Linked DNA regions of Mus musculus: all the other regions are linked to region 1. The links are chromatin loops, found by intact Hi-C in ENCODE. Cell type or tissue: left cerebral cortex. All regions are shown on one strand. Each heading gives the region's core, and the rest is flanking DNA. Links, peaks and the distances in the headings are about the cores only. Region 1 holds the start of Gm26839 (predicted gene, 26839). Region 2 has its middle 68 kb from the start of Gm19951. Region 3 holds the start of Efcab11 (EF-hand calcium binding domain 11). Region 4 has its middle 66 kb from the start of 4930474N09Rik. Region 5 overlaps Efcab11 (EF-hand calcium binding domain 11).

Region 1 (6,352 bases), core at 857-5,856:
CCATTCCAATAGCTGGTTCTATTATGGGGGTCTATGTACTTACAGCCTATAAAGAGGCTTGCCCTTCCTCCTACCCCTCCAGAATATGGAACATTCATGAATTGAAGCAATTAAACATGAGATTATCCAAAGTTAAAATAGTGAAATAAATAATGATTTCAAGTAGTAGATGCTTTCAAAGTTGTGATGTTTCTCTCTCAAGCGCCTTTTTACAGACCCACACCTACCTTGTGCTTCCGGCTACCAGCAAGGTTGGCACATACCTGAAATATGTTCTTTATGAATTTCCCCCCCTCAGAAGCAAGCAGAGAAGGACAGTCCTCTCCCTCTCTCCTTCCCTTCTTCCCTCCTTTGGCATTTGATTGGTATTCTGAAACTACTGTTAAAAATTTGGCACAGCCATCCAAACAGTGCCAGCTTGAATGATTCTATCAGTGACTTTCTGACAACTGGGAATGAGCTAGGACTTCATTGAGCACCTTGCTCATTTGTATTGGTGAACGAAGCTGTACCTGACAGCGTAAGGATTAATTCTTCCAATTCTAAAGTCAAAACGGAAATTCACGGAAGTGCCAGTGATTTGAAGCAGGCTCATCGTTCGTACAACTCATGGTCACCTCCTTTGAACTGAGCAAACTCTGGGGCAGGCTGGAGCGAGTCAAGGTAGATTCTGGAAACTAACAAGTCTCATTCACTTCCTTCAGTTTGTAAAAACAAGCAACTGTCAGGTTTCCTGCCAATGGCAGTTTGCTGTACTTGCAGATAACTTCTCAACAGGAAATCCTTTGCTGAGAGGGACCAGTCATGCCATCAAGTCCCGGAGCACCAAATATTTGATAACGTGGGATCGTGAACTACACCCGTAATCGGATCATGGACACTACATGGCTCTAAGCTATTTGCTACACCATCAATATAGGATATTAAATAAGCATTAAGACATATTTAGGAACTCTTTCATCTCTCCCCCCACTCCTTGAGGCAATCAGTTGAGAAAAACAAGGGAGATGTGATATTCTTTTAGAAGTACCAAACTGCAATTTAAATAAAATTTAAAACCTTTTTAAGAAAAGGGTCCAGTGCAGTGCTAAATATACCACATATGGAGAGAAGTTATTTGAAACACAAATATAAAGACCTTGAAATTAAGGAGTCTGGCAGGGTGGGGGTGGTGTACACCTTTAATCTCAGCATTTAGAAGACAGAGGCAGGTGGATCTCTGTGAGTTTGAGGCCAGCCTGCTCTACAGAGTGAGTTCCAGGACAGCCAGGGCTACACAGAGGAATCCTGCCTTAAATAAATAAATAAATAAATATTTTAAAAGGGGTGCTGGAGAGATGGCTCAGTAGTTAAGAGGTCTCTTCCAGAGGGCCTGTGTTCGGATCCCAGCACCTACACGAGAGGGCTCACAACAGTCCGGAACTTCAGCTCCAAGGACTTCTGGTATGTGTCCACACCCACATGCAGATACATACACCTAAGCATAATTAATAATAATAAATACTAAAAAAAAAAAAAACCACCTTACCATTTAAAGATTGTCATGGATACAACAGGTCAAATTCTAGCCACTGTGTTGATTGTTATATCGACAAGTTTTACTGAAGCACCTCAAAGTCAAAATTTAGGAGAGGTATGTTTGGTTATTCTCTGCTTAGCAAAATGAGTGAAAAGGGGGCGCTGGAGGAGGTGACTAAACTTTTCTCCTTGGTATTCCTCACCATGAATAAGATATAGCTGATATGTGTGCTAACGGCCTGGAGGACCGCCCCACCCACCCAAAATAGCCTCAATAAAAAAACCAAAAACAAAAACGGGAAAGCACCGCTCTCCATTCACGGGAGAGGAAATGCATCTAATCAACTGGGCAGTCATATTTGCAGTCTGGAAATGGTCCTCGCTCCACTTAGGAGCACCTCCTCCCCCTGCTCAGCCACCAAGAACACCCTGCCCTTTGCTCCCCTGAGCACCAGGCATAGCCCAAGGGAACCTGTCCAACCCCCCAGAGACCTTCATGATCAAACACCTCAACTCCACCTGGAACCGGCTTGCAAGCCCGGAAACACTTCATAACGCCTTTGCCAAATGACCCTGCCTCCGCTGGCTGCATTCTGGTCTCTAAGTCTGTAAAAAAGGACTTTTGTTCTAACAGGAGAGACACACCTCTAGAAGCAGACACATAGTTCTACAATTAATGGCTCAAATGTACTCTTTGCAGCCTTCCTCTTGCTTAACTCAGAGGATCCAAAATGCTAAGTAAGCATGAACGCTCACACTGGCTTTCAGGCTCTTCCCTGAACTATTTTCAATAAAAATACAGTTATGAAATCCAGAGGGCTCTGTTTTTTGGTTGTTGTTGTAAAATGACCTTGGTTTGACAGGCATGGTCTCAGGTTTCAACAGATGTTGTGGGAAAGCTAACAGAAGCCAGCAAGTTCTCCAAGCATCTGTGATGACATGCAGGGCTTTTTTTTTCCCCCCTAAGTGGTGGTCATGGTAGTGAATGCATGTGTGGTGGGGGTGGGGTGGGGTTACACTTCTCAGTTTCTATGACAACCATGTCTCCATTCCTGGGTTACTAGATACCATCTACTTCCTGTGTCTAAATATTTAAACCAATCAGAAAAGTGTTTATACGGTTAACAACTTCTGGGACCCAGCTTCTTTAATGAGGCACTTTAAGGCTCAAATGAAGATGTCCAGAGAGGCTGCAGGCTGTCTTATAGAGATCCCGCTTCATCCCCTATCTCTAATTCTGCCTTCTGTGGTAAAAGACCCCCCCACCCCCGCCCCTTCTTGGATGTGAATTGTATTCTGCTCAAAGCAGACGCCACAATTTCTTGCAATAGTCTGCAAGCTGATCGGGATTGCTTGCCTTTCATTGTCTGTTTTCCCTTCCACTGTCTAAAGACTTAGATTTAGCGCGAGAAACATACTAATTCACAAGGCACTTAAATTATCAAAGTAATGATACAGTTAAGCTTCCATCTGTTGGTGTAGCTATTTAAATGCTCAGATGAAAAAAAAATTAGGAAAAATTAATTCCAAGTTGAGCAACTTTGCATCCTACAACTTATGGAGAGAAATCACTGTGAAGCCCCACATCTATCAGTGCGAGCTAGAAGCTGACATCTGCAGAGAAATTTGTCACCAAAATGGCCTACTTTATCTGGATAGAAACAACAACACAAAATTAAAGATAAAGACACCCAGAGCGAGCCAGATGCACCCAGATCAAAAGAGAAACCAGGCAGGAACCCATGTACAAGCCGGCAGATCTGAAATTAAGACGAGGTTTTAAAAGACGGTTTCGGGTGACTGTTTTCCTAAGTCCCCATCAGACTGACCAATCAGTGTGAGAGTTAGAGCGGGCTCCAGACATTCGTGCAGTCTTCAGGGCTCTCTGCACCCTCAGAGCTGCTCCCCCTGGCTAAGGCAGAGCTGGAGATCAATGGAAAAAACAGGGAACAAAAGGGAAATACTGATGTCTTCCTCAGCTCCGAGAGCCATCCCCATTTTCCTCAATGAGCCGGTAGCACCCAGCCTACAACAGCGCCACGGGGAGCTTCCACCAGCCCGGTCCAGTCCTTTCCGGGCTGGCAGTTTCGCCTTCGCAATCCTGTGTCCCAACGCTAGCATAACCTGGTGACGGAAGGCTCCCGGAGCCCAACCAATTGAAACTAATAAATTAAATAAATTAATAACCCCCACGATTAAAAGCTCCCAAGAAAGACCGCGTTCCCCTTTCCCAAATGTCATTCCCAGACTATAAACAAAGCATGAAAAATAGTCTCCCGGGCTAGGAATCTGGTTTTTTTTTTTTTTTTTTTTTTTTTTTTTTTTTTTTTTTCTCCTCAATGCAACGTTTTTCTCCAAAAACAGAAACACTCCTGCTTCCTTCAATGGACATTCTGGTTTGTCCATGTCACGCCGGGATATGAAGCTCCGGTATTTGAAAAAGAGGTTTAAACTGCCCATAGACACTCTGTTTATAATTGATAGCAAAACAGTTACGACAGCGATGCTGTAACTCTGCCCCAGCCAAACTCCACATTTAACACGTTAGTTCCTTGAAAATACAAGTCATGCCTGAGGACCCTCCAGAGCCGCCTCCCTCCGAAGTCATTAACGGAATTACATCAATTATTCGGTAATTTTTATAAATATCCATTGTCTGCTAATTTTTTAAATTAAAATGTAAACCCAGCTATCTACAAATTCCAGAAAAAAACTTTTCTTTCTTTTCTTTCTTTCTTTTTTAAATGAACTTACTTTTGAGACAAAAACTAATGAAAATAACCAACTCGCCATCCCTGGATCTTTCCCATTCTGGGCTGCATGCTATAAATCAATCCAAAACTAGGAGCACAGATGGGGGCGGACACCTTAAGATAAAAAGCCAAGGGTGCCCCCCAAAATGGGCAGCCTGGGCAGCGAGGCTCGGGGTGACAATGCTAACCCGGGCAGAGGCTCGCTAGGCAGCCAGAGAGCCGCATTTTCCTTACCTTCGATCGCCTGCCCCCCAGCTGCTTCTCGCGGCCGCATTGGGGGGCTGCGGCGGCGCTGGACTCGCGGGGGGCCCCGCCGCCGGCTCGCGCCGTCTCCCAGCCGAGCTGCACCGACCGCGGCCGGAACACCCGGCTCCAGCGCCCGGCGCCTGCCCGGGGTCGGCGGCTCGGCTCCCACCCGGGCCCGGAGTCCTGCTGGGTCCTAGCGCTCGCCGTCCGGGCCGCGGCCCGCTCTGCAGCCTGCACGTACTGAGGGGCAGCCGGGGAGGGGGAGCCCTGGGAAAGCACGAGCGGGAAAGCCGAGCCGCCGTGGGTGCGGAGAAAGCAGAGCTCAGTGCCAAAGCCTGGGTGTGCAAAGAAAGGCGCTGGCTCCAGCCGAATTCCCAGAAGGCAGATGCTAGAATCTGCAGCCCCGGCGGAAAGCACAAGCGTGGCCGGGAGGGTTGCTCCGTGCACCTGTGGTATAGAGTGCGCTCACAGAAGGTAAGAGACATCGCGGGATCCTCAGAGATTTCAGAATATCGGGGAGAAAAAAAGTGGACAATTTGTGCGCTTGAAACCAGTTTCCCCCCAATTTGTCCCCGTTAGAAGTTTTTTGGTTTTTTTTTTTTCCATTTTGCTTTCTCTAGCTTTATAATTTGTGTTTTAAATAACAAAGCCCCATATGGCTCACCACGTAGTCATCTGATTTTCAAAAGACCTCTAAAATTACATCAAAATATGCACCCATGTATCTCCTAAGAAATCAACTAGAGAGAATTAATGGTGGCATATGGTGTGCCTCGTAGAGAAAACTTAATTACAAATTAAAACAAATGCGAAAATTCCCAAATCCCATAAACCAAAAGTAAATTATGATCCTGGATTGATTCACAAATCAGCTCGTGCGCCATTAGAAGGACTGTAAAAATTCTACGTTTCTTTCTGAACAAGTGTGTTACCTTGCAAGAGTTCACTAAACCAATGGCTCCCAGCCCCTCCCCCATCCCACCCATACTCAACCCCACCTCCACCCCATCTTCCACCCTCCTGGCTCTCTACTGTGGCCTAACTGGAATCTCGCAGGTTCTCCTTTAAGAAGACAATTCCATTAGCCCCTAATTCATGATAACAGTGCTTTAGTTGGGGAAACCTGTTTGAAAGGCTTGGCAACTGAAAAGTATTCTTTCAGGGATTCCTACAGTCTAAGTTAGAAGGTCACAGTTCAGCCAGACTGCTAATAGCAACAACCGCCTGTGCTGTGGTTTACACCAAAAAGAAAACTAAAACCGTGGCTTCTGACTTCTATTTTGAGAGCAGGAAATGTCCCTTTGAGAAGTGCTGTGGCCTCTCCCTTCCAGCGATAGAAGATTTTTAAAACATTATAAACTGAGTGTCACAGGTGACTCTTTTCACGCCTAGTGTTGTAATGTGGTAGTCTTCGCCCATCTTCAAAGTACTTCACCAGTGATCTTTACCACACCTCCAAAGGAGACAGTGGAGGGTCAGGAAAGGACTGGTCCAAAGCCACCCAGCTGGTGACCAGTGCGGATGGAATCTCAGCCTCAGGTCTCCCCCCACCCCACCCCCACCCCTTGCCGCAGAGCATACTATCTGCCGCCCCCCCCCCCCCCAGCAAGCACTGTGGGAATGCAGGTAGGTTTTCAGCATCCTTCTTTCTTACCTGCAGCAGAGCCCCAGTCTACAGCATGGCCACGTTTTAGTCTCTGTTGAGAAATGTTGCTAGCAGGACCTGGACTGTTCGGATTTCTCTGCTGAGGCTCCCAGCTCCAGGCTAAGTGAGTGCCTCAGTCATCCAGGTACACTGTTTCTGTTTTTATTGTTGTTGCTTGTGTTTTCTTTTT
Region 2 (6,352 bases), core at 697-5,696, 150 kb after region 1:
CTTACCCATTGAGTCTAGTTTATGCTACCCATATACTCATAGCTATGGAGTCATCTCCTAGAGTGTAGTGGATATAATGGGGACACAATTTAAAAGAATCAGACCCCCTGCCCCAAGCCATCAATAGCTCATGAACTACGAATGGGTGCTTGTGAGCCTCTTCATGCTGAAGTGCTGACTGGCTAGATCATGTGCAGGGCTTGTGTAGGCAACCACAGCTGCTGTGTGTTTATGAGTGTAGCCAGTCCTATCAAATCCAGGGGTCGCTGGTTCACTATTGCCCTCTTTTATCTCTGGTCCTTACATCTTTCTTCCCCTTCTTCTGGGATAGTCCCTGAGCCTTTGGGGGATGGGTCATGACATAATGTCTCATTTGTGGCTGAGCAATCTACTACCATGTACTCCCTGCATGCTGACCAGTTATTAGTCGCATTAACCATACAAAGAAACTTGTGAGAGCTACACTCAACTATGGATATGGAAATATAGATTGGGAGGGTACTTTGACCCTGTGCCTATTTAGCATAAGAGTAGTGGTAAGTTTACCACCTTGGGTCTATAAGCTCCCTGATATGGGTAATTGGCTAGATTTATAATATCGGAATGTAGTTGGTTACTCCTATAATATTCATGCCACTACTGTACCCATGGCATATTGTGACATGCCAGTTCTTACTGTAGCTCACAAGGTTTAAAGCTGAGTAAAACTGTATATGAGTCACCAGTCTTCCAACAGCCCACTCTGTTTCATTTCTACATAATCAAGACAGAAATCTTGAAAATATGGGACTTTAAAATTTTTATTTATTAATTTATTCTTGAAATTTACATACACTTCTATATTATATTATGGTTACATGCCCCCCACCCTCTTTTATCCCCCTTGCTTCTCCACCAACCTCTTTCTCCTTACAAATGGCCCTCCCACTTTTATGTCTTTGTGTCCAGTGTAGGCATGGGTGTGGAGTTAACCACTGAATCATAGGCAGTGTACCTGGAGCTATACTACCTAAGACAATAACCAATAACTTCCTCTTCCCTAGCATCTATCAGCTATTAATATCTCCTCTAAGACGGGATGGGCCTGTGAGCTCCTTCCCCCGTTTATGACTGAACGTTGATGGACACAGTCTTATGCAGGTCCTGCTATGAGGTCATAAGTACCACTGCTATGCCATGTTTCTAAAACAGTATTCCAGGGCCTTCCTCCCATTTTTGGACTCTTCTGTTCTTTCCAGCCCATCTCCTGTGATGTTTCCTAAGCCTTGAAGAGGCTAATATGGATATCCCATTCAAGGATGAACATGCACCAGTCACTTAGTCTCAGCACCCTGAATCTCTGCGTTTGCATCTGTTTGCTGCGAGAAGACTGGGGCCTACAGGAGTTAAAGAAAAATTCATAGCATGAAGTAGAAAATGTTCTACAGAGAATGACTACGGAGATAAGATCAAAACCTGAGAGAGGGAACTAAAGCTACAACGGGAAGATACTACAGACATTTATAATAATAAAGAAATTAAAAGAGGAAACAAACAAACAAAAGGATCAAAGAAAGGAAGAAGAAACAAACTAATACCAATGATGAGGCCCAAAACAGTGAAACCCAAAACAAGCATAAAGAAAGGCAATGAGGCCCAAAGTTGATGTTTTGAGGTCAGCAAAACTGATACATTCCTGAAAAGAGCCATTGAGGAAAGGGAACTGACTATATTATTTTATGTATGTTGCTAGAATGCAAGGAAATCTAACAGAAATTATGTTACCTTAATTCAATTATAAGGGGGGAATAATATGATGTACGAAATCATGATGTAAAGAAGTAGGCTCTAGGCCTTAATAACCTTTAAGAGGGACTGGGAAGATAGGCCTCAGTTGACAGAATGCTGTGGTATACACATGAGGACAGCAGCTCCATCCCTAGCGTCCATGTAAAACCTGGGCACACACTTGGAACCCCAGTGTTGAGAAGGAAGAGATGAAAGATCCTAGGGGGTCACTGGCCATCCAGTGCAGCTGAATGCGCAAGCTTCAAGTTCAGCCGGGGGCCTGCCTCGATTACTAAAGTGAAGAGAGTCTATAGAGTAGGCACCCGACACTGACCTCGGGCTTGCATATACACACTGGTGCATGCACACCTGAACAGACAAAAGCATGCCTGTACACACACACACACATACACACACACACACACACACACACACACACACACACACACACACACCCCTTCCTTTCCAGAAAGATAAACTAACTTTGAAAGACAGACTAGTTCTTGAGCTATATCTCCCATCAGCTATGCTGGCTTTCGAGGCTGTCACTCTGGGCATGTTGAGGCCCTACCAGGAGTGCAGAGAACACTGGTGACCTGGTGTGCTCCATTGTGGACGGGTCTTTCTTATCTGCCCCCAGGACTATCTAGGAACTAGATAGTCTAGACACATGGGTGTCTAGCTCCTTATGGATTTCTCAGTGCTGTGAGGGGTTCTGACGTTCAAAAGAAATATAATGGGCCTTTCTCTTCAATAGATCCAAAGCTAAGAATTTCTTTCCTTGAAATGTATATTGAATGCATTAATAGAGTAGTGGGGACTTTTTTCTTGTTTTTTTGAATGATCTTCAAGTGCAATCCAAAAGTAGGCACTTTAAAGTATATGAGGTCTCTTCTTTGTCGGAAACCAACCAAAATCACTCAGCAGGCTGTGAACATACCAAAGATCTAACCCAGAGGCTGCCCTTCAGAAGTCCTGCACAGAGGCCTATATAATTGCCATAGTGCATGCGTGCGCGTGTATACACAACTATGGTACTGATGTGGAGGTCAGAAGACAACATTTGGGAACCAGTTCTCTTCTTCCACTTTGTAGGGCAAGGGCCTTTATCCACTGAGCCATCTCACTAGCGTGTGACACATTCATTTGGTTTACTAATGTATCCTTTAATGTTACTTTGAGTTGTCATATACTGCCTTTGCATAGCTTTGTTAATATTCCTACTGTAAGCTTAAATAGTGGTCTGATCACTATCACATACCAAGATCTGAGTTGTTAACAAGTTTACTTAACTTTAGAACAGTTTTATATATACAGGGAAATTATGGAGCCAGTCAGACAGTTCCTGTGTCCCTGGCCCTGAGCTTCTGTGGTCTTAGCATCTGGCGTTGGAATGGACACTGGCCACAGTCAATGAATGTACTATAATGTGTACATTCTCACTAACTAACTCCATTCAGCCAATGAACTATGATGGCTACATTCTGACTGACTAATGAAGAAAGGAAGGAGAGATGGAGGACAGGAGGGAAAAAAAAAAGGAGAGAGGGAGGGAGGGAGGGAGGGAAGGAGAGGGAGAGAGAGAGGGGAGGGATGGAAAGAGGGAGCCATCCAATACCAGTCAGTACCAATGGGGAAAGCTTGTTAAAGAATTCGGTCAATGAATGTGATGTGTACCTGAGTCCCATCCAGGCTCTCATGTTTAGTCACCATGGCCTCTTAGGCAATTCTGGGATTTCTCAGTTTTGCTTGTTTGGATGACCGTGACAATTTTGAACAGAATGGTACAAGTACTTCACAGACTACCCACTCGGTTTTTAGAGGGCCCATTTTGGTTGCTTCTGTTTTGCTTCTGTTTTTGTTAAACAATTACGAGTAGAGCTGCTATAACTATTCTGTACGGGCATGAGTTTTCAAACCAGTTGGGTAAAACACCTAGAAGCTTGGTCTCCGGATCATGTGACAAGTCCATGTTTAGCTTTCTGAGACTGTCTGACTTCCAAAAGGGCTGCACCCGTTCGCATTCACTCCTGGCAATGAATGAGACCAGATATTAATCAGCTGAAATAAAGAGAGAAAGGAGGGAGGGGGGAGGAATACGCACGAGAAGACTGGAGAACAGAGCAGGAGAGACCTGTTAGATAAGCCATTCACACTGAGCGTGCACAACTGCAGTCTGATAGGACATTCTCTTTAAGAATGGGCAGTGAAAGAAACATTCACAGAGATAATGGCCAGGAGGTTTCCATGTGATGAAAGGCATAAAGAGTCTTGGAATTTTGTTTTCTGTTGGCACAGAGAGGAACATTCTGCTGGATATACGTCTGGGTATTAGCTAAGAAGTGGGTCAAACGGAATTCTAAGTGGAACAATGAATGCAACTCTATTTATGGTTGTGATAGAGAGAACAGGAAGGAGAGGGAAGACGGGAGGGAGGGAGGCAGGGAGGGAAAGGAGAAGGGAGGGGGAGGGAAGGATGAAGGAAGGGAGTCATCCAATACCAGTCAGTAGCAATCGGGAAAGCTTGTTAAAGAAATTGATTCAAGCACCATCTCTAAGACATTTGACCTTAGAAAGTCATTTAAAATCAAGCTTGCCTTCCTTATTCAGAATAAGAAAGATGCCCAGACCCGACTTCAGCCTTACAATGACTGTTGCTATGACAATACGTTTAATATATTTCCAGCCCCTTGGTCAAATTTTTTTCTATAAATTCAATATTATTGGAATTGCTCCTTTTGAAGTGATTTATTTTAGAAAACTTAACTGTTTTGCTCTCTCCCAAGTCCTTAAGGATCAGCAAAGCATGAAGTGTGGGATCTATTTCAATTTTAGCTCATGTTTTCATACAGATTAATCTTTAGTTTTCTCTGAAGTTGGAACAATGTTCTCTTTTATTCATATTTCAAACTACTTTAACAATTTAACCTAAGAGAATCTGGATTAGATACTATATTCTATTGGGTTAGATTGTTTACAGGCTAATTTTTAATCCTTGTGGCCAATCCAATTTAAATTTGTTTTTCCAAAAGGCAGGTCACTGTGAGCTGCTACCCTTAATGACAGTAGATTTCTTTTTTAAAAAATGATCATTTTTGCTTATTTATTTTGTGCATGTGTTCACGTCCATATGTGTGGGTGCATGAATGTGCAGATGTGTGTGTGTGTGTGTGGGGCAGAGCAGAGGTTGACATCAGGTATCTCTCTTAATTGTTCTCTACCTGATTTTTAAAGCCAAAGTCTTTTACTGCATCTGGAGCTCAGGGGTGGGGTGGGGTGGGGGGTGGGGGTGCGGCGGTTTCTAGACTGGCTGGCCAGTGAGCCCGGAAGATGTTCTTGACTCTGCTTCCCCTATGCTGAGGTTACTGGTTCACATTGCCACACCAGCTTTTCACGTGGGTCTTAGGGACTGAACTCAGGTCCCTTTTGCTTGCATGGACAATATTCTACCCACCTAACACTTTCACCGAACCTCTGAATTTTAATCTGTGTATGCGGATTTTTTTAAGTCTTTATTTCTGCAATATCAAAAAATTCAAAAGTTAAAAGTCAAGAAAACATAGCAACACAGCTTGTTTTCGTTCATGTCAAGTGAATGAATGAAGCGTACTGTGGCTACTCAGCAGAGTGGCTGGGGAAAGAGCTCATGTAGACTTTATAGAACAGAGAAGAACTGCTTTAGTGGGAAAGCACACCTACGCAAAGGTGCTTCTTCTGAACAGAGCACTGCTAGAGCTTTGTTCTGAATAATGCCGCTAGGGCCTAAAGCACCTTTCTTCACTCTTGGTTGTCAAGGCTGAGTCTGGTTGATAATCGTTTGTCACTTTGGTTACTTCTTTGGTGGTCCATAAGGTGGGAACTGATTTAATACCTTCCATGGGAAAACCTTGAACTGGGTTACAAACAGTTGTGACTATAGAATACGGGCCTCTGTCCCAGCCAAGTAGGATAGTCTGTTGTCAAGGCGACAGGCTTCAGTGCCTACCTTTGCTCTCTCCATGTATATAACTTGGCCTAGGCTGTTTCCTGAGATTGCTTTTTCATTTCTTAAATGAAAGAAAAGAGATGGCTGATATAGATCTCAACTATTTTAATAATAAAATAAAATACCCAACATTCACCTCTTATAAAGAGATAACTGTGAAGAAAAATCTGTTCATAGGTGAACCAATATTTACTGTTTATTTTCCTTTTTTGAACAGGGTCTTAATTTAGCCTAACTATGTAACTAGCCTTGAGCCCCTGGTCCTCCTGACTCTACCTTCCAGTGTTGGGATTCAAGTGTGTACCACCATAGTTAGCTTTACAATAATTTCTAGTGAGATTGATGAGACAGGCTCTCCCTCTGTAATCCAGCTTGACCTGGAACTCAGAATGTACACCAAGCACAAAGCAAATCTGCTTCCTTTCTTCCCAGGTGCTACTTTAAAGACTTGTTCTACCATATCTGGGCTGGTTTTCTTGCTAATTTTCTGGGGGTATATGAAAGTGCATCTGTGAGTGTGTGCTCATATGGGTGTGTGTGTACTTGTGTAGAGGCACAAAGAAGCCAGAGGTCAACCTATAGTCTTGTTCCTCAGGAACC
Region 3 (6,352 bases), core at 611-5,610, 320 kb after region 1:
CCCTAACTGTGAGTTCTGGGGAGAGGAGTTTGGGGGAATTCCAAGCAGACTTGAGTGCTACTTCTGCTTGATGGTTGTGGTTTACTCTTTTGTATTTGGACAGTGCCTTGACTCTGATTAGTTCCAGTCCGGCAGCTTAACAAGAATGGATCTGTCTCTAAACTGCTTATAACAGGCAAGCAGAACAGCACAGAGACAGGGGTAAATAGGAAACTATCATACTAAAATAGAAGGTTCACTGGGGCTCAGCTGTGGTCTAATTACTGAGGAGGTGTGCAGCCTTTTCGGGAAACTAACAGCCAGAGTATTTCAAGTCCACCCTCCACAGGGTGTACTTGTGGAACTCAGGGAACGTGTGGAAGAAACAGGGTGGAAAGAGTAAGAATCAGAGGAAGTGGGGGTAGTGACACGCAGTGCTGGCTTCTGAGCACCATATGGTTTCTGCACCATTGAATTCACAACAGCTGTGATTACCTGTACAAGACTTGGCCTGTCAAAACCCTGCCAAGGAAGGCAGAGGGGCTATAAGGTGCCCACCTTCTGTAAACCACCCTAAGGAAGCTCACTGGGCCACAATCTGCCTGCCTGCCTGCCTGCCTGCCTGCCTGCCTGCCTGCCTGCCTGCCTGCCTGCCTGCCTGCCTGCCTATCTATCTATCTATCTATCTATCTACCTACCTACCTACCTACCTACCTCTCTAAAAAAAGAAAAAAAGAAAGATAATTAAAGTCAAATGTGTACATCCTTAGACTTAGCAATTATATTTCCAAGAATTTTGGTATCTTCATTTCTTTGTCATTGTTCTAAAATGTTGTCTCATTGTGTAGTCCAAATTGACCTTGAATTCCTGATCTATCAAATGCTCCCAAGTACAGCAATTACATATCCATGATTTATTCACACTCACATACACACCCAGAGGCACATGTGCGCATGTATTCCACAAAAGGCATGATCTATGGGTGTATGTAGATGTAACATGATGATCACTGAGACAATGCTTGCAGGTTAATCCAAACAACAACAAAGGGTAAACTGGCTAAAGAGAATATTGTACAACTGTATTTTAAGATGGTAATGTGGTTTGCTTTGGGTTTGTTGCTAAGTGGAAAATGGATGTTAAGATAAAACAGTGTGGAACTTCTGTAGAAGATTGTGCCTATACCTGTATGTAGAACAATACAGAAGAAACTGGTTAACCCCTGATAAGTGGGACCCCAGTCTAGCGTAAAGAGAAGGGATCTTGTGGACTGTATGAACATATTACTTTTACCAATTAAATAAAGCCACCCAGAAACTTTACTATACGTATCAGCTAGCCGGTGGATTCTTCCTCTTACAAGACCACCTTCCCCTCCCAGACTCCCACTCTCTACCACCCTATATTTCTTATAAATACTCGTGGAGATGTTTGTTGCCTCTACTGGCATAGATACCTAGTTTGCACCTGTTTGGGCCTTTAAAGGGGGGAGGGGTTTGCGGGGAATTAGGTGGTGGAGGCATTTTAGGCTTATAAATCAGAGATTTGCTCTACAGGTATCAGAAAGTATTCCTGGCCAGTTTTCTTAGGATTCATTTCTACAGCATTATCCGCCCCATCTAAAGAAGGGAGAAGAGGAAGGGAGAGAGAAGGAGACGAGGGGAAGAGAGGAAACGTTCTAACCTTGGAGGGTTTGTACCCAAACAGCATTACAATCGCAACCTTAAAGTCCTCTCGGCTTAGGTAGCCTTTGTTGTCTTCATCGCATGCTTTAAATACCTAAGGAATATTAAACATCTACAGTTAGTAAGCCAGAAACCAGAAACACAGACATCTTAAACTCAACCTGGTTGTGGAGCTTTCAAAATGCAGTTTCAGTACTCTAGTTTTAATTCTCAAGCAATATAACCGCCGAGTTAAAGATTTCCCTCTGTCCCCTCTCCCCAAAGTTTAAGGAACTTGACCAAGTTTAAGGGGCTGACAAATCCATTCCTCTAAACCGCTGGAATAAACTGTACTCGAAAGCTCAGTCCTGGGATTGGGAAGGTGATGGGACGGATAGGAGGTCGAGGTGATTATCCGTGGACAGTGTGGTGGGCGGGGAAGTGATCAGAGTCCTGCAGCAATGCCAGAACCAAGAGGGGTGACAGAAGTGGCCCTGGTCAGGCTTAAGTCTGAACTCGGGTCGCGCTCCCACACCTACTTTCACCCATTTCCTGCGTTCTGAGGCGCTGGCTTCGCCTGCTCGGGGCCTTGCGCCTGCCTCTGACAAGAACATCGCCACCGACACGGAGACCAAGCCAGGCGTCTCCTCCGCTGCAGCGAGAACACAGACCAGCCACTGCGGCCTCGCCCACCACCGCTGGGACTCAACTTCGCCGCGCAACTCCAACGTCTCCTCCCATTGGTCAGTCTCCGAGCCACTGGCGTTGATTTCGTACTGTCATTGGTTAAAGGCGCTGTTTAACGATGGGGCGGGGCCTCAAGGCCCGCTCCCAGACCTTGGCCCCGCCCCTACTCGATTTTTCTTGTCTTAAGGGAGGTCTGGTACCTCTGGGCTCTCTTAACTCGTTTTGATTGCTTTCAGGCTCTCTCCCAAATTTACAATAAACTCTTTTTGATTATTCTGACCCGTGTCATTGCTAGATTTGGCAGGAGACACACGAAGAATGTGAAAAAAAAAGCACACAAACACAAATAATGAGTGAACACCAAGATTCATTTTTAAACTGCAAGTCTTTGGACGGCCTTCGCAGAGCAGCTACTATGTTTATTTTCGCCCTCTTGGTAACCCTGGCACGTAACACTGTGTCTAGGACAATTAAACGGAATGTCCCGTTTTTTTGAATGTTTACACAGAATTGATTATTCAACCCCCCGGAAGGCGATGCCTGACGTGAGGCTGACTTAAGGAACAGCACAAGAATCCCATACCAGACATCTTTATAGAAGATGAGGAATACCCTCTACCCTTCTGGCAAATCAGTGAGATTGACAAGAACATGACCGTTTCAAAGGAGAAACCTTCAAAGGAGGTTCTGAGTCTGATGGGAGCTCATTTAACTTTTTATCTAGCAGTCGATTTTAAAGTCTGAAGCAGCTGTCTTTTTCTACCGCTCACCCATCTCCCAGAGCACGCCGCTGTCTTAGCCTTGAGAGCCTGAAGCTGCCTAAAAGCATCCCCAGAATGGAGTCGTTGTTTGCAAATTAACCTCGAGAGAGAAGCTACCACAGCTTTCTGTTTCTCTCTTCTTTCAACAGGAAACTAGCAGAGAGTGAGGCGTTCATTCGGCTCTTTTCTGGTCCTCTTGGTCTCAGGCAAATGAGGCTGTCTTTAGGACCCAGTGGGGGGCTTCCGGAAGGGGAAGCGGCTGGCTAGCTAGGCGGCGGCGCCGGCGAGTTTGAACTGCGCGCATGCGCGGGCGCGCCGCGGGGCGGAGTCTCGGCGGCGGCGGCGGCGGCCTGGCGGGTCAGGTAGGTGTCTGCCGCTGCGGGCGCCGGCTCGGGGCGGGCTCTGGCGGCAGCGGCGGCGGTAACTCTGCGCCCGCCCTCCTCATGGCGGCGCGATGGCCGCTGCCATCAGATGTGGTAGTGGAAGGCCAGCAGGGCTCGGTGAGGACCGCGAGGAGAGCGGCGAGGCCGGGGTCCTTGGGCAGGGTTCCTCCGCTCTGAGTCCCGGGAGCCCCGGACCCTGCGCTCCTAACCCTTGGGACGCGCTGCAGAGCCGCTGGCCTTCGCTCCCTCCGTGGACCACGCTCCACACCAGGGACACCGCCGTGATATTGGGCTGTCTTGAGGTTGAAATGAGTCTGTACGCTTGGAATTGTGTCTGGGCAGAGCTGAGCGCTCGGGGAACGTTGGCAGCTTTACGATTTGCTTACTGTACCCCCAAATTACTGCTCCTTGACCATCGTCAGCACCCCACAGCCCAGCTCCTGCAGAAGCGTCCTTATCGCCACGTGTGCACAAAGTTGTGTTACATATGATCATTTTAAAAGACTAGACGGGCCAAGGCACTCTCACTGGGAGTCCCATTGTCTTTAGAATAAAATTCGGCTTTTAACTTGCCTTACTGTCCCCACCCCTTCTTTCTGGACCATTCCTGTGTTACAGTTAGAACCTAGCTACCTCCTCCTGGCCTTCAGCAGGTTGGATTCCATCTGTCTGGAATGTTTCTCGACTGCCTTTTAGCCCGCGGATTCCTTTCCCTCCCAGGTCTCATGCTATGCCACAAATGATTCCAAAGAAAAGTTATCCCTGTAAAATGTAGTGAGCATCTGTAGTCATCTTGACTTTTAGGCTTTTTATGTGTTAATGTGTGCCTTTCACCCTGAAATTAAACCTGTCTAGGATAGAAGCTTTATATTATTAACTCTTTATCCCCGACCTCAATTCTGCTTACTTCCCGGCTCAGAGGAAGGACCACCTTGGAAGAATCTGGTGCCTCTGTCTTAAATGTCTGAGGAGTAGTGTCTATATAGAAGAAATACTGAGTCTGCTCAGCCAACCGGGGAATAGTGGAAGCAAGGTTCTAAGCGGAGTGCCTTTTTTTTTTTCATCAGCTGTTGTGTGTGTGTGTGTTTGTACACACACCTATACAGGCAGTTTCCGACTGTCTTCCTCAGTTGCGCTCTGCCCTGTTCTAGTGAGTCAGAATCTCACAGAACCTGAAGATGGCGGCAGTTTTCTTTCTGGGTGACTGGCCAGTGAACTCTCAGACCTCCTTGACTATCACAATGTTGGGGTCATAGGCACAGGTATTATGCTGGGCTTTGGAACTCATGGCAAACCCTCTTATCCACGGCTCAAAGCTCTAGCCCTCCATGCATATTTTTAAAAGCCCTTAAGGAAATTTCTGATGACATTCTGAGTTTGCTGTCTGGTGAAAGGATTCCATAAGATTTTTTCCCCCATCTTGGTACAGTATCCAACACTGCCAAATTCCATTGCCTCGCCTGCCTTAGTTTTTATTTATTCTCTTTACACATATGCTGTTATTTTCTTCATATTTATTTGAATCTACTCCTATGTAAATACTTTTACAAAGTAGACTTTATTTTGCTGTGATAGCTGTAATGGAGCCATAAGCTACATTCTACTGACAGGAAAACAAGTGTTACAGGTGCCTGTGGAGGAGTCCGGGACCCACTGGGAGTTCAGAAGCAAAATGTAAAGCATTTTTTACAACTTAGCTTTCTCCTTGATTTAAGTAGAAATTGGAATTGGAGGGGGGTGCTGTTATGTGCCCAGTCGGTGGCAGGCCCCAGTTGCTTCCACTGTGGGAATCACTGCTGCTTTGATTCCAGGCTGGGACTTCGGTGGGTAGAGGGGTACACCTGTATTCTCCTTCTTTCGATGTCCCTTACTACTATTGTGACTTTGCACTTCTGCTATGCTAGGCACTGCCTGGTGAGATAGAAAATAAACTGTGGAAAGGAAGCCGTGGGGAATGTTATCAGGCTGGTCTTTGGTTCCAAAAGCTCCCTGGCCTGCTGGGAACCTGGTCCTGTTGGAGGGAGCAGTGCAATCGGATGCTGACCAGATCCACTCTTCCACATTAGAAGCCATTTCCTACACGATCTTGACATTTACATCGCAGCAGCTCCTCTCCAGCAGGAGAAGGACCTTGTTTGCATAATGAGGTTGGTAACCTGGTGGGCAGAATGACAAGGTACAAGTTCATTAGCTATTTCCTTCCATGGTAAACAGCCCTCCAGCATAGTTTTGAATGTCAGCCATCTCCAGACTTAAAGTTCGCGTAAAGCCTGGACCAAACAGGGGGCTTTGCTTTCTGAGAAATGTCTTTTTCAAAACTTCATTTCTGTTTATTTTACCAGCTCATTGTACATTATTGGTAGGGATGCCCCCACCCTGCCCCACCCCCCACCCCCCAATGTGGTTTTAGGAAATGCAGGTAACACTAAAAATTGTCTGAGGAGTTTAGAGTTACCCGAGAGGTTGCTCAGGCTTTTCGGGGTTCCGAGATGCTGACTTACTGATACAGGCCACGGTCCTTGTATTCACCTGGGACGAGATGGTGAGCATCTCTCTGGATTCTGCAGACTGTGCTCCTGGCAGCAGCCAGCCTCTGGATGATAAAGATCAGCATGGTGTCTGCGCAAGGATGACACACGAGTTTGTGAAGAATTTCTTATGTTGGGAAGGGAGAAAACCAATTTGGTGGAGCACACCTAATATCTCAGCACCGTAGACAGGGGAGCTGGAAGAGTGTATGGTACCCAGCAAATCTGGACCACAGAGCAGGATTCTGACTGGAAAAAAAACAGGAATCTACAAACAGCTTCTTTCTCAGACCAGAAACAGAATTCTCACCCCAACATCTGAGATCTGCTCTTTGCTTTAGGATGGAGA
Region 4 (6,352 bases), core at 811-5,810, 470 kb before region 1:
AGATGTGTCTCAATGGCAGATTATGGAGTCAAAGAAGAAACCAACACAGATGTTTTTCTTCTGGAGGAAAGTGATTTAGAGTCAGGCATTAGGGAAATCATGCCTGTAGCCCCTGTCCCTCTGTGTGAAAATACAGTGTGAAGGTGTGCTCATGTGTGTGGAGGCCAGAGGACAACACCAGGCATTTTTTTTTTTTGAGACAAGTTCTCTCATTACCCTTAGAGCTTGCAGACTAGAAGGTTGGTGGCTCGGGAGCCCTAGGGATTTGCCAGCCTCCACCTTCCTGGGGCTGAGTCTTTAAATGCATGTCATTTCATCCATTTGATCAAGGGAGCAAACTCAGATCTTCTCACTTCCAAGTCAAGCATGCTGGCCTTTGGGCCATTTCTCCAGCCCCATGACCGAGATCCTAACCTTGTTAGACTGACCCCAAGGTTAGTCTTTGGAAGACCCTGCAAAGTTTCCCACACTTCACGGTCTTTCCAACACCACTTCCTCACCATGCCTCCACTAAAGTAACCAGTAGCTCAGGCCTAAGATCCCTAAACAGACGTCAGGGAGCCCAAACCCAATGTTATTTCCCTTGTGTTGCAACTGAGCCATGGGGTAGCAATTTACATGACCAATCAGTGGGTAAAACTCTTTGGAGTCTGCCTTAAAAACAGAAATGAGCTTTGGAAAACTGCTCGACACATCAACTTCCTTAGATTTCAGATGCTCCCGTGGCAGAGCAACATGCCGTTTGGCAGTTAGCTTGCTGTGGTTGGCAAGGATGGCTCAAAGTTGCCACAAAAGTACAGAGATGGGGCCTGTTGTTTCTTTTTTAAATATGGTTTTCCCAGCAGCATGAATGGAGGCTTGGGGTTTAACTTCCTCCCCTCCGCTCTAGTCAGTTTGGGGTTAGATTTTCTTTTCTTTTCTTTTCTTTTTTTTTTTTTTTAAATTACATTTTGGGAAGTAGAATTCTGGGCACACATTTCTGGTTGTCTTGGAAATGCAAACCTGAGATCCCTAGGAAATAAAGCTGTGGTCCCATGGCACCCCTCTGCCCCTCTGCTTCAATCAGTCTGGCCTTCTCTCTCCTCTCTCTTGCTGGACCACATCCACCAACTCTAGCTTTTTCAGTAGGGTGGGCAAATGGTGAAAGCAAACTTTAATTTCTGAAAGTTTCTTCCACTCATCCCTCCCTCAAACCCACCCCAAATTATTAATTTATCAAGTATCCGTTCTGTGCTAGGAAGTGTGCGAGAGCTTTAGATGGTCCTTAAGACACGGTGACAAATAACGTTCCGGGCCTCTCTTGAGCCTTCCAGGCTAGCAGAGAATAGCTGATGTGCAAATCATTTTACAGATACTTGGTTCCGATGGTGATAGGTGCCTTAAGGACAGCCTAAGGTGCTCTGTGAGTTCCCTAAAGATGCTACCATCCAAGCAGAGAGAGGATGTCAGCCAAACAGAAAGGGAAAGAGAAATTCAGGAAAGAAGGGCCTGGAGCAGAAGTATTTTCTCTGAAGAGCTATTGCAGCTATACAAGACAAGGGGAATGGGAGTGGGGAGAGAAACCAAGGGTGCTCTGTGAGGATTTGGGAGAAGAGGGGGGAGTCTATAGAGAGAGGAGCATGTGATGCTAGGGTCCTGTGTTCAAAAAGGTCATGCCATTGACTGATGCTTGGAGAGGGGACTCCAGAGCACAGGTAGCCTGGAGGGATAAAGCCGATGGGGGCACTGTCAAGAGGCTAGGACAGCAAATTGTGGGGGCTCATGCTCAGAATTCCAGCACTTGGGCAGGAACACTGCCATGGGTTTGAAGTTTGCCTGCCTTACATAATGAATTCCAAGGCAGCCTGGCTACACATAGTGAGACCCTGTCTCAGCCCCTGACTACTGCAGGGGCCAGTGCTATACGCCTCTACCTCCAGGAAGAGGTGACCCTGGCTAAGACTTAAATGGAAGCAATGACAGAGAAGAAAAGGACAAAGGTTCTGGGTGCATCTTGTAGGGCAACACACTGAGATCCAAGTACTTTGTGGCCACCTGTGGGTGTCCTCCGGATATGGTACACAGTCTTAGAGACGAGCCAGCCCTTCAATACCTACCCTAGGACCTTTGGCTGTATGAAAGTCTACAGGGTCGGGGGTTGGTGAGCACTCTACCCTGGAGCCACCTCTTCCTCTTCCTTGTCTTGTGTTTATGATGTGCAGGCAATGACCTTGTTCTCCGGTGAGATCTTCTGGATTGAGTAACTCACAAGGGCGCAAACTTGGAAGCTTTTTGGACAGTCCCACCCTTTCTCCACATGCTCAGAGCACTTGCTAGCTCTCTGGGCATGCAGACACATTCGGTTAATACCTCTGTGGAGTCGTAACTCTGTATCCTAGGAGTGGGGAAACTCAAACAATATTCTCACCGCCATTTGTTTTTCTCCCACATCAGCCTTCTGATCGGGCAGTGATGGGGCACTTTAGAGTAAGGACGGGAATGGTGGCAATTAGTTCTCTAGACTCCAGACAATTTAGGAATCAATTTAATCCCACTAATAACACCCCTGGTGGATACTATGGCATACTATGTATACAAAGCACGCTCGCTCTTACTTCCTTACCTAGTCTCTATGTATACCAGCATTCATATGTTCTATGCTCACAGCAGACATTATTAATCAATCACGATACTTCTCAAACTGATCCTTCAGGAACACTCTCTACACTTCAGACTTCATGCGCAGGACACGAAATGCATTTGCCAGCCCACCTCGACTTCCATCAAGTGAGCCAACCTAGGAAGAGTGTCTAAGTAAGTCTTTGGTTGAGGACTAAGCTTTCTGGTAGGCAACCTTCCTCTTTACCCCAGAAGGTGGTTTTCTGGTTTTCTTAGTGTCTGCATGGCTCCTGGTAACCTCCTCAGGCCTCAGTGTTCCTGCCTTAGATTCTGGCAACAGATTCTCTGTGTTTTCTTGGGCTCTCTCCCGTCTCCTTCTGGTGACAGAAGAAGACAGGGAGAGACAGAAGTTCAAGATGATCAGGATCCAAGAAACATGCTGTTCAATTCAGTTTCTCCTTCCAGGATTTTTTTTTTTCTGTTAAGGAGTCATCATCCCAGGGTGTCTGGTACCCAAGAGAGCCGATGGCACAACTTAAAAACTGTAGCAAAACAAAGGGACTTGAACTCCGGTGTCAGTTCACAGCCACTGGGCTTCTGCACTGTCCGCCACTAGGCAAAGATTCTCCTTGCCTTCCGTAAGCGTGAGGTGTTTCAACGACTTGATTTAGATTTCATGCGGAAGTAACTTTAAGGAAGGACTCAAGAAGAGCAGGCCTGGGTGAGAGTGGGGTGGAGGACAAGATTTAGGGATGGTTTCTAGTCCCTGCCCTAGGCCTCAAGACTGGGGCTGCCCCAGTCTGTTGGAGGAGACAAGCTCTCGGTACTCAATTTATAATGCTTTGATTCGCGTGTACACTAGGGGGCGCAAGCAGGCTTGTTTTCCAGAATGGCCCTAACAAATCCTCAGCGATTCTAAGGAATGGGGTAGAGGAGGGATGTCAGGAGCCACACTGTCTCTGAAAAGTGCTGAGAGTAAACGGATGTTTGAGGATGGGGTCTAAGAAGGAGGGTAATATCCTCACTAATTGCTCGAAGCGGTTTTCTATATTTGTCCACACCCCACACCCCCCATCAGCCTTGGAACTCTGAGCTGGGGCTAAAAGGGCAAGTTATGTGAGGGCCTGGGTTGCTCCCGGACTAAGCTGGCAACTAGGCTGGCAGGCTGGCAGCCTCGAGGTGAGTCAACACATGGAAGCTGGTGGCCCAGAGCGGCTCTTTCAAGCTGGCTGAGACTGAACCTCTACAGTAAGGCCAGTGTTTCACCCAGTCCTGAGTCAGCCAGCCAGGAGACTCGGGTCTATGGAAAAAGGCCCTACATACCTTTGCTCTGGAAAGAAGGGCTGTGCGTTTGGCCCCCAAATGCAAGAGCTCTTTTACCAAACGGACCTGTGCACCACTGACCTACTTTTTCCGTAGAGTAGACGGAAGCCAGCCCAGGAGTACACGGCCTTCTTCCCACCCGTTTCCTCCAATGCCTTCAACAGTGGCCTTGTTGTCCCAGGCTAGGGAACTACGGGTGTGGACCGTACTTTCCTGGCCTACCGAAGGGAAATGAGCGGAGGAAATCCGCACAAGGTTTTTTTTTTTTTTTCTGCCAAATATTTCTTCCCCTAGGAAGACAGTACATTCAAGCTACTGAGTGGAGACTGGAGTTAGGCCAGCCATAAACTATCCTAATGAAGACTAATAGGGAACTACAATTACTGTTGACTTCAGAATGCAAACACGAACTTTAGACAGCGATCCCTATCAGCCGGGGCGGTCGGGCACAGGCGGGGCGCACTGTTTTTGCGGTTGCTTAGCAATGGAAAATGAACTGTTCCTGCCTCTTATCACTGGAGGTGGAGGTAGGACAATGAGCGTTATTGGACTGAATAGGTATAAAATTAGTTTATTCTTTCTCGCTTGGAGAAGGCAATTGGCAGCAAAGAGAATGTCTTGGATGAGGGGCCCTGCAGAAGTTGGGGGAGGAGGGTGGCCTCTTTTCTATCTCAGCTGATCCCAACCAGCCTTGTGTTTCCCTCCAGATAAAGTTTGATTTTTGACTGTGAGTGACCCTCCAGAATTATCATTAGAGAAAACATATACAAATGTAAATCACAGACCAGGTTGGAAATGAGAGTTGGGGGAATGAAATCTTAGTAACAAGAAGGTTAAGGGTAACCCCCAAATCCACAGGTCGAGATACATAACTGAATGCAATGTTAAATATAGACATCTTAGGGTCTCTATGCTTGGTACTGTATTAGATCAGATGTAATGATTTTTAGGTAAAAGAACGTATTGTGGAAAATCAAAACTGGCACCTCCAAAATCCACAGTGAAGATGGTCGCCTGGCCGGAAGGTCTTGTGGCTACGCAGAGGGATTTCCTTCTTTTGTACGGAGGGTCTCTTTCTGCAGTTGTGGTGCTGACCTCTCCTGAAACTACTATGAAGTCAGTGGCTTTGGTGAAAGGAAACCCACCGGGGCTTCCTGGGCAATGGCATGGAAAGGACCTTAGACTCCACTAATGCACACAGTTGGATAGAAATTGTCGGATACACTGTTCCTAAAACAGCAGGCTGAGCCCGGGGTGGGCAGCTGATGGCAGAACCACCCCGTTCCTATGCTTTCTGAACAAGGACTCTCTGTGTAGCTGGGGCAGACCTCTAACTCACAGTCATCCCGCACCAACCTTCTCAATGCCGGGGTTATAGGTGTGAGCCACCGCTCCTGAGCCACCAGCATTCATGGTAACTTGTGGCCATTGAGAAGTTGACTTGGATGAAATCACACGGGCTTGCCAACAGCAAATCTTTTTCTTTTTTCTTTTAATTTAAAATCAACACATAGGGTTTGACTCGATGCACGCCACATGCCCTAGAGTCATAAAAAAGCCTAAAGGTATCTTCATTCCCATTGCTGTGACCTTATATGATGTAAAGATTAGGCAGATGGGATTGGATTAAGGATTTTGAGATGTAAATCCTGGGTTCTTCAGGTGAGCCCAACTGGTGACAAGGGTCCTTATGGGGAAGAAAGGCCATGTTTCAACCTAAACAGAGAAAGATCTGAAGACACCAGGCTTCTGACTTAGAGCAAGAGGACGTGAGCCAAGGAGTGTAGCAGTTTCCCACACCCAGAAGAGTCAGAAACGCATTGGCTCCGGGAGCTCCCACAAGAAACACATTCTCCTTCAACACTGTGACTTTAGCTGAAGGATGGCAACAGTAGAATTCTGACCTCTGGCACCACAAGAGAATCCAGTTATGACATTTTCAGGCACAGAATTTGTGCTAATTTGTTCCAACAGGAGTAAGATTTGGGGCAAATAGACTAGAATTATTTATATCTCCAGAGAAGTATATGAAACCCCACCCTCCCCTTCTGAAAGACTCAAGTGCTTAAGCTCTCTGTTTTGCATCCTCAACTTCTGTCTGGTGGGTCTTTCCCCCATGTACACATACATGTTCACAGATGTGTAATACATTAACAAGTAAAAACAACTCCCTCAGAACATCCACTTAAAAATTTTTTGTAAACTCAGGATACAAAGAAATTTCTTCAACCCAATGTGAGCTATCTCCCAACAGTGCCTAATAAACACTATATTTAAAGGTTCGAACGTTTTTAAGAACCCTTGTTTGTATTCAGTACTGCAGAGCAAGCACTACCCATGCCATTAAATGGGAAACTCGAAATAAAAGGTGCAGGGATTGGGAGTTGCGTCGTTCCTTGCTTTTCCTTGGCAAATGCAGCCTACAGAAGAG
Region 5 (6,352 bases), core at 561-5,560, 280 kb after region 1:
CTTATGAAAAATTCTCCAGCAGCCAGAGCAGTGGTGGCGCACGCCTTTAATCCTAGCACTTGGGAGGCAGAGGCAGGTGGATTTCTGAGTTTGAGGCCAGCCTGGTCTACAAAGTGAGTTCCAGGACAGCCAGGGCTACACAGAGAAACCCTGTCTCGAAAAACCAATAAATAAATAAATAAATAAATAAATAAATAAATAAATAAATAAATAAATAAATAAAAATAAAAGATTCTCCAGAAGCTTTTATGGGGGGACAGGGAAAAGTTTTACTCAAAATGTGAAGTGACTCAGGTGGACACTCTGGGGGTCTCAGGATGTAACGTTCCGTAAGCTTTCCTGGCTTCTCCTCAAAGGCTTGCCTTGCTCTCCTCATTGGAACGTCTATACATTAATACAAGTTTTTCTTTTTTACATGACCTATTTTTCCAAAGGGACTGAGAGGGGGAAATTATAAATGCATGTTTAAAGCCACACTCATATTTAAATTCTCCCTATTTCTGTCATGCATTTTTTAGTACTTTCTATGTGCGATGAAAGATAAGGACGTGCATGCATGATTAATTGTAATGATGGGAGAACGCGAGGCAGTTGCTTAAGAAACGCGCACAACAAAGGAATAAACTACTGCAGACATCACCAGGACTGGAATGACACTACTCTGTGTACTCCGTTGCCATGGCAACGAGCAATGGGAAGATGAATGTTTCCTCGTCACTCTGCTCTGCAGTTCACGTCTATAAATCAAACTTGCATAAAGAACACAAGATTTCTGCTTCGGACTGTACTCAGGGTGGGTTTATTTTCCTGTTCCTGTATAATTATGGAGAAGCAGCAGAAAACAATGAGGTCATTTTTAGTGGGGAACAAACTCAGAAATTACTAATACACCTGCGGCATACAATGCCATTCATCTAGCGAGAAACAAGAAGCAGGCGAGCCAACCGGCAAATGAAAGCCTGTCTGCTTCCTGGGCACAGCCATGCCACCGCTCCTTGGCTCTGGCTGAGAACTGCACATTCAGAGCCTGGTGTGCCCTGCCTTCCCTAGCCGGGCTCTGCCATGGATACAGCAGCTCCTTAATTACCTGCCTCAGGAGCAGGCCGGGTTTGCATTGTGCAATTGTGCAGGAATGCATTCCATATTTAGTATGGACGTTTACTGAGGCGGAACAAGGTACAGTTGTTTTTATTTACATGGAAAATGGCTCACTGTGTCAAAGTCAGGGAGGAAAATAACACAGTATCGTGGAATTGGAAGTCAGTTGATCCCAGTTAGGATCCGACCTACGTGACCTTGGGTAGACACAAGCGTTAGTTCAGGCTCCATTTTCTGAGCTGTGCAAAGGGATGTTGTAGATGATTCCTGAGCATCTCCATTATTCAAGTCCAAGGCACTGTAAAGGCCAAATCTCAAAGACCTGATCATGGCAAAGCCGTTAGCTGTGCTAGTTCTTAAAGAGGGTACACTTGGCTCTGGTGTTTTTAACTTCTCTATTAGCAAACGCTTCACCATCAGGTGTTTCACGGTTATCATTGGACAGAAACCTTCTGAGCCAAAACACAGAAAATGTACTAAAACTCTCAGTTCAACTAAATGACAGATACTCCTATAACCTACGTTTATAAATTTATAATACATTTAAATCTAGGCAACAGGACCATTTATTAATTTCGACATGGTGGGAGGATCTTGCAGCTTCTGTAAGATTTTTTTCTGGGGAGTGGTCACTGAGGTTGACCTCAAGGCCTGACACATGCCAGCAAGCAATCTACCACCGAGCTACATCCTCACCCAGCATCCGGCTTCTTTAAACCCACAGACTCTGATGTGTTCAGGCTCTCCTAGAGTACATCTTTGTAAGCCCAAGACCCAGCACGGCCTGATAAAATTTTGTAGAATAACTCAGTACCTAAACAAACTCTTGGTACCACCTTTTTGTCCCTTGTAGCAAATGGGCACTTCCTTTTCCACCCTTAAACAGCTTCATATAGACATACAGAAGCCATCCCTGTGGGTGACAGGAAAATGTCTGGAACCAAGATAAAACAACGGTAGTATCTTTTGGGTAAATCTAACAGTTTTATGGAACTTTTTGACCTTAAAAAATCACTTTGGGGGTGTAGAGCATAAGGGGTCCCTAGAAATGAGGAAGGTCTCCTGTCCCTTGCTAAGTCTTCAGGGTTTTTGCTACCGGTACCAAAGGAACTAAGTCTGTGCACACAGCCACGGAAGCATTAAGGTGGACAAAAGCAAAGGTGCACCTGGCCTTATGTTCCTGACCTCAGGGAATGTTTGTGCCGCCACTGGGGAAGGCAGGCTGTAAAGAAGCTGAGGAGCTGGCAGGCGGTTATGAACTGTGCAGGATCTGCCTGTGCGACGTGCTAGCGCTCTATGCGGCCTCATCAGAGCTGTAAGCAAGGGCTTCGGGGGTTAAAGAAACAAACCTCACCCCAGCAAAGCAATGTGCCGGCTGTCGCAGCAATACATCCATAGAAAAGCAAACTCCTAATAGCCATAGGCCATCAGCATCTGTAAATCTAACTCTGGCACATAAACATGACCAGGACCACCACTCCACTTCTCCAGCATCCATTACCAGCCGCACCCGTCTCCTCCAGATGAGCTGGCTCAAAAGGCTATTGCAGGATGGAGTTAGATGTCACACAACCCTGCAATTTCCAATAGATGGGCATTAACGTGGGCCAATCATCTCGATACGGGAATTTACTATAAATGCATTCTGCTTGCCATCTGAGAGATTTGATCCATTTCTTAACCCTAGAAAGTACATGATTTGGGCACACACTTTATGCTAAAAATTCAAAACCCAGTAAAAATAACATTTATTAAGAAAGGCTTCAGGTTTAACTTCTCCATTCAGTCAGGCGTGTGTGTGTGTGTGTGTGTGTGTGGTGTGTGTGTGTGTGTGTGTGTGTGCGCGCGCGCGCGCGCGCGCGCGCGCATACAAATGTATTAAATCAGAGTTCTTAGCACCACCAACTGGACAAAGAGATCTACTACACATATGCTAGGCACTCAATTTGTTTTATTCCTTGAGAACAGATCATAAATGTTTATTTCACATTTAATTTATAATAAAGTAATTTATTTCATTCATCAAATAAAATTAAAAATGCCTCTTTTGTCCGCCAAATTAATGTTCACTCACACTGGTTCCTTCAGATAAGGAGGCAGATTCTGGTTAGCTTAAGTCTACCTACTGGAGCTAATTTGATTTATTCTACTATAAACACAGACTCTAAAGCAAAGACTGAGAACTGCAATAAAAACTAGAAACTTGAAAAAGGGCAAATTCAATGGACTGCATACCATTCAAGTCGTTGGTGTCCATAGCAGACATCAGTTTGGGTGGAAGTAAAATGACTGAGGATATAATTTACATTTAAATATTTTTTGAATGTGTAAAAGATTCTTGATTTCACATGTTATTATTGACCTTGCCTTCCTAGTTAAGGGCACATGCCTGGCAATGTGCTCTAAACACGGAGGGTTTGGGAGAGCCCTGAGGGTGAAGATATGACTGCAAATAAACCTATGAAACTGCCCTCCCCAAACAAGTAAATTAAGAGATTTGTGGGAACTTGCTGCCATGGAAAGTACATCTAGTCACTTGTGGTCATGACAAACATACCCTGAAGAATGAATAACAGCAGCAGTATGAAAAATCTAGTCTCTGAAGACCTCTCTACTAGACTATGTACAGGCAGACAGACAGGCAGGCAGAAGAGGCTGCAATGTATAGTCAGCCTCTACATAAAAATCACAATTGCAAGCCCGATAAAGAAGACAAATGGGAGCTGGCACAATGGCTCAGTGGGTAAGAGCACTTGCTTGGGCAAGCATAGGATCTGAGTTTGAATACCCAACACCAACGTAAAAAAGCTGGGCATGGCTGCACCTGCCTATAAACACAGCAAATGGAGGTGCGGAAAAGTGGATCCCGGCAGCTGCCAGATGGACAGACTAGCCAAAACAGAGACCTTCTGGTCAGGGAGAGAACCTTTCTAATGAGAATAGGGTAGAGATCAATAAAGCAAGATATCTGATACCCTCTTCTGTGTATATACCTACACACTCACATTCATGCACCTCATACATCTCACACACACACACACACACACACACATTCACATACCCACATGTCACTTACATTCATGCACCCCACACATCACATGCACATTCATGCTCCTCACACAACACACACACATAATCATGCACCCACACATTACATACTCACGTTCATGCACCTTACACACAACACACACACAATCATGCACCCACACATCACACACACATTCATGCACCTCACACACAACACACACACAATCATGCACCCACACATCACATACTCACGTCCATGCACTTTACATACAACACACACACACATCATGCACCCATATATCACACACATTCATGCACTCACACATCACACACTCACATTCATGCACTCACACATCACACACTCACATTCATGCACCCACACATCACACACTCACATTCATGCACCCACACATCACACACACACATCATGTACCCACACATCACAAACACACACACACACACACACACACACATCATGTACCCACACATTACACATTCACATTCATGCACCCATACATCACACACAAACACACACACATTAATGGGCCCACACAAACATACACATGACATCCCCTAACACACAATCAAAGGAAATAAATGAATAAGACAATTAGTAATAGGGAAATATAAAACCAAAGCTGCTCTCTCCAACTTAACAGATGACTTTGGCACATAAACTCTGAACAAGTAAACTTCCTCTTTGTCTTCTTGCTCATATCATTTCTTCATTCACTTACATGCTCACTAGCTGCCTTCTCCAGCGAGACGGGATACATTCAAGGAGGGAGCCTGTTCGAGCTGCTTCCTCTGCCTTCCCTCTTCCTCAATGAGTGCTGGTGTGTCCTCTCCAAGACAGGGCTTCTATCTGAAGGTGTGAGTGGGCCATAAGGATCTTAAGTAAGATATTTAAGAAAAGCATTGTGCTAACCTTCTCTATGGCTCCACAGGTACCAGCCATGCATGTGCCGAATGGACATGTATGTAGGCAAAATAACCATATACATACAATTTTAAAAAATAATTAAAAAATTTAAAAATCTTTTAAAACTTTAAAAAGAAAAGTATTTTGTAAGCTTTGCTTTCATTTTTATATATCCTGTAGCATGACTCTTGAATAATACTTAAGTTTGTATAGATAGACTTATTTTGAGGTATAACATCAAAAATTGTATATTTGCAGTATAAAATATGATGCCTTGATGTATCCCCTGTGTAATGATTTCCACAATCAAGCTACTTAATATACTCATCATCTGATACATTTCCTTTGTGTTTGTGTATGCTTTAAGAATACTTAGGAACTGTGGTAAAAATACAGTTTATTTTTTAATTACAGAGATCATGTGACACATTAGATCACTAGGATGCATTCACTTTAGAATTACAAGTAGTTCTTTTAACCAAGAATCCCACCCCGTTCACCCACTGCTTGGACTCTGGCAGCTGCCAATTCTATCGTTTCTATCAATCTTATGATGTTTAGATTCCACAGGTGAAAGACTCTATGTAAAATCTGTCCCTCTTTTCCTGGCTTATTTCCTTTGGTTTAATGTTCTTCAAATGGTGGCAAATAGTGTTTATAATATTTTGCCTTATATGTGTATGCATGTGTATATATGGCTAAAGGTATGTATATACAGCTACATACCATAATCACTTTTATCCATCTACCCATTGATGGGTACAGAAGTTGTTTCATATCTTGGCTATTGTGAATAAGGCTGGACTGAACATGGGGCAGTAGAGTTTTAAATTTCTTTAAAAACTTTTTATTAAAATATAATGATATCGCTTTCCCCTTTCCCTTTTCTCCAATTCTCATGTTCCCCTTTCAATTGACAGTCTCTTTTTTCTTTCATTGTAATTGTTACATACACACATATGTATATACATGTACACATATACATACTACATAATATCCATACACATACACAAATATGCACACATATCCTGCTGAGTCCATTTAGTCTACTTGTGTGTATATGATCTAAGGCTGACCATTTTATATTACCTAACCAATTATGGGACTCATCCCTGGGAGAGACTAATTTTCCCCATCTTAGTAGCCACTAGTTGCCTATAGCTCTTTACCTAGGGGTAGGACCCTGTGAGACTCCCCACTATGTATTAACATGTCTATTGGTGTTGTAGACATTTGAACTGTGAGTTTAGTCTATTCCCCCATTACTATCAGATTGGTATTCCTAAGTCAGGAGCTATATTTTTG

The links. A loop is a pair of places that touch in the nucleus more often than their neighbours do. Peaks named below come from ENCODE experiments on the same cell type or tissue, not always from the same donor. Only the 100,000 strongest peaks of a DNase experiment are listed, where the experiment ranks them.
Region 2: a loop joins it to region 1, with 1.8 times the contacts of the local background. A loop is called at or near these places in 3 of 42 quality-filtered maps.
Region 3: it touches region 1 in a loop (3.0-fold over the local background); 5 of 42 quality-filtered maps call a loop at or near these places.
Region 4: it touches region 1 in a loop (2.9-fold over the local background); 8 of 42 quality-filtered maps call a loop at or near these places.
Region 5: it touches region 1 in a loop (7-fold over the local background); 11 of 42 quality-filtered maps call a loop at or near these places.

The regions. Positions count from the first base shown.
Region 1 is chr12:99,558,966-99,565,317 of GRCm38, forward strand. Gm26839 (predicted gene, 26839) reads left to right here and starts at 4,876. Exons shown (of 4, transcript NR_136760.1): 1 at 4,876-4,991; 2 at 6,178-6,307. It also overlaps a transcript of Foxn3 not described here. In left cerebral cortex, for the core only: no CTCF peak of the experiment used is centred there; DNase peaks (open chromatin) are centred at 3,468, 3,951 and 4,783; H3K4me3 peaks cover 2,755 bases; H3K27ac peaks cover 2,014 bases.
Region 2 is chr12:99,708,211-99,714,562 of GRCm38, forward strand. It overlaps a transcript of Efcab11 not described here. Among named protein-coding and RNA genes, the nearest start is that of Gm19951, 68 kb to the left of the region's middle. In left cerebral cortex, for the core only: no CTCF peak of the experiment used is centred there; a DNase peak (open chromatin) is centred at 3,666.
Region 3 is chr12:99,881,099-99,887,450 of GRCm38, forward strand. Efcab11 (EF-hand calcium binding domain 11) reads right to left here and starts at 2,344. Exons shown (of 6, transcript NM_030172.2): 1 at 2,184-2,344; 2 at 1,664-1,759. The coding sequence starts at 2,258. It overlaps Tdp1 (tyrosyl-DNA phosphodiesterase 1), which reads left to right and starts at 3,420. Exons shown (of 16, transcript NM_028354.5): 1 at 3,420-3,454. In left cerebral cortex, for the core only: CTCF peaks have their summits at 2,318 and 3,546; DNase peaks (open chromatin) are centred at 2,403, 3,360 and 3,938; H3K4me3 peaks cover 2,480 bases; H3K27ac peaks cover 1,198 bases.
Region 4 is chr12:99,093,631-99,099,982 of GRCm38, forward strand. No RefSeq gene overlaps it. Among named protein-coding and RNA genes, the nearest start is that of 4930474N09Rik, 66 kb to the right of the region's middle. In left cerebral cortex, for the core only: a CTCF peak has its summit at 3,457 (motif pointing right); DNase peaks (open chromatin) are centred at 3,457 and 3,742.
Region 5 is chr12:99,835,927-99,842,278 of GRCm38, forward strand. The region is part of intron 5 of Efcab11 (EF-hand calcium binding domain 11); the gene reads right to left. Among named protein-coding and RNA genes, the nearest start is that of Efcab11, 44 kb to the right of the region's middle. In left cerebral cortex, for the core only: a CTCF peak has its summit at 3,030 (motif pointing left); DNase peaks (open chromatin) are centred at 688, 2,716 and 2,993; H3K4me3 peaks cover 111 bases.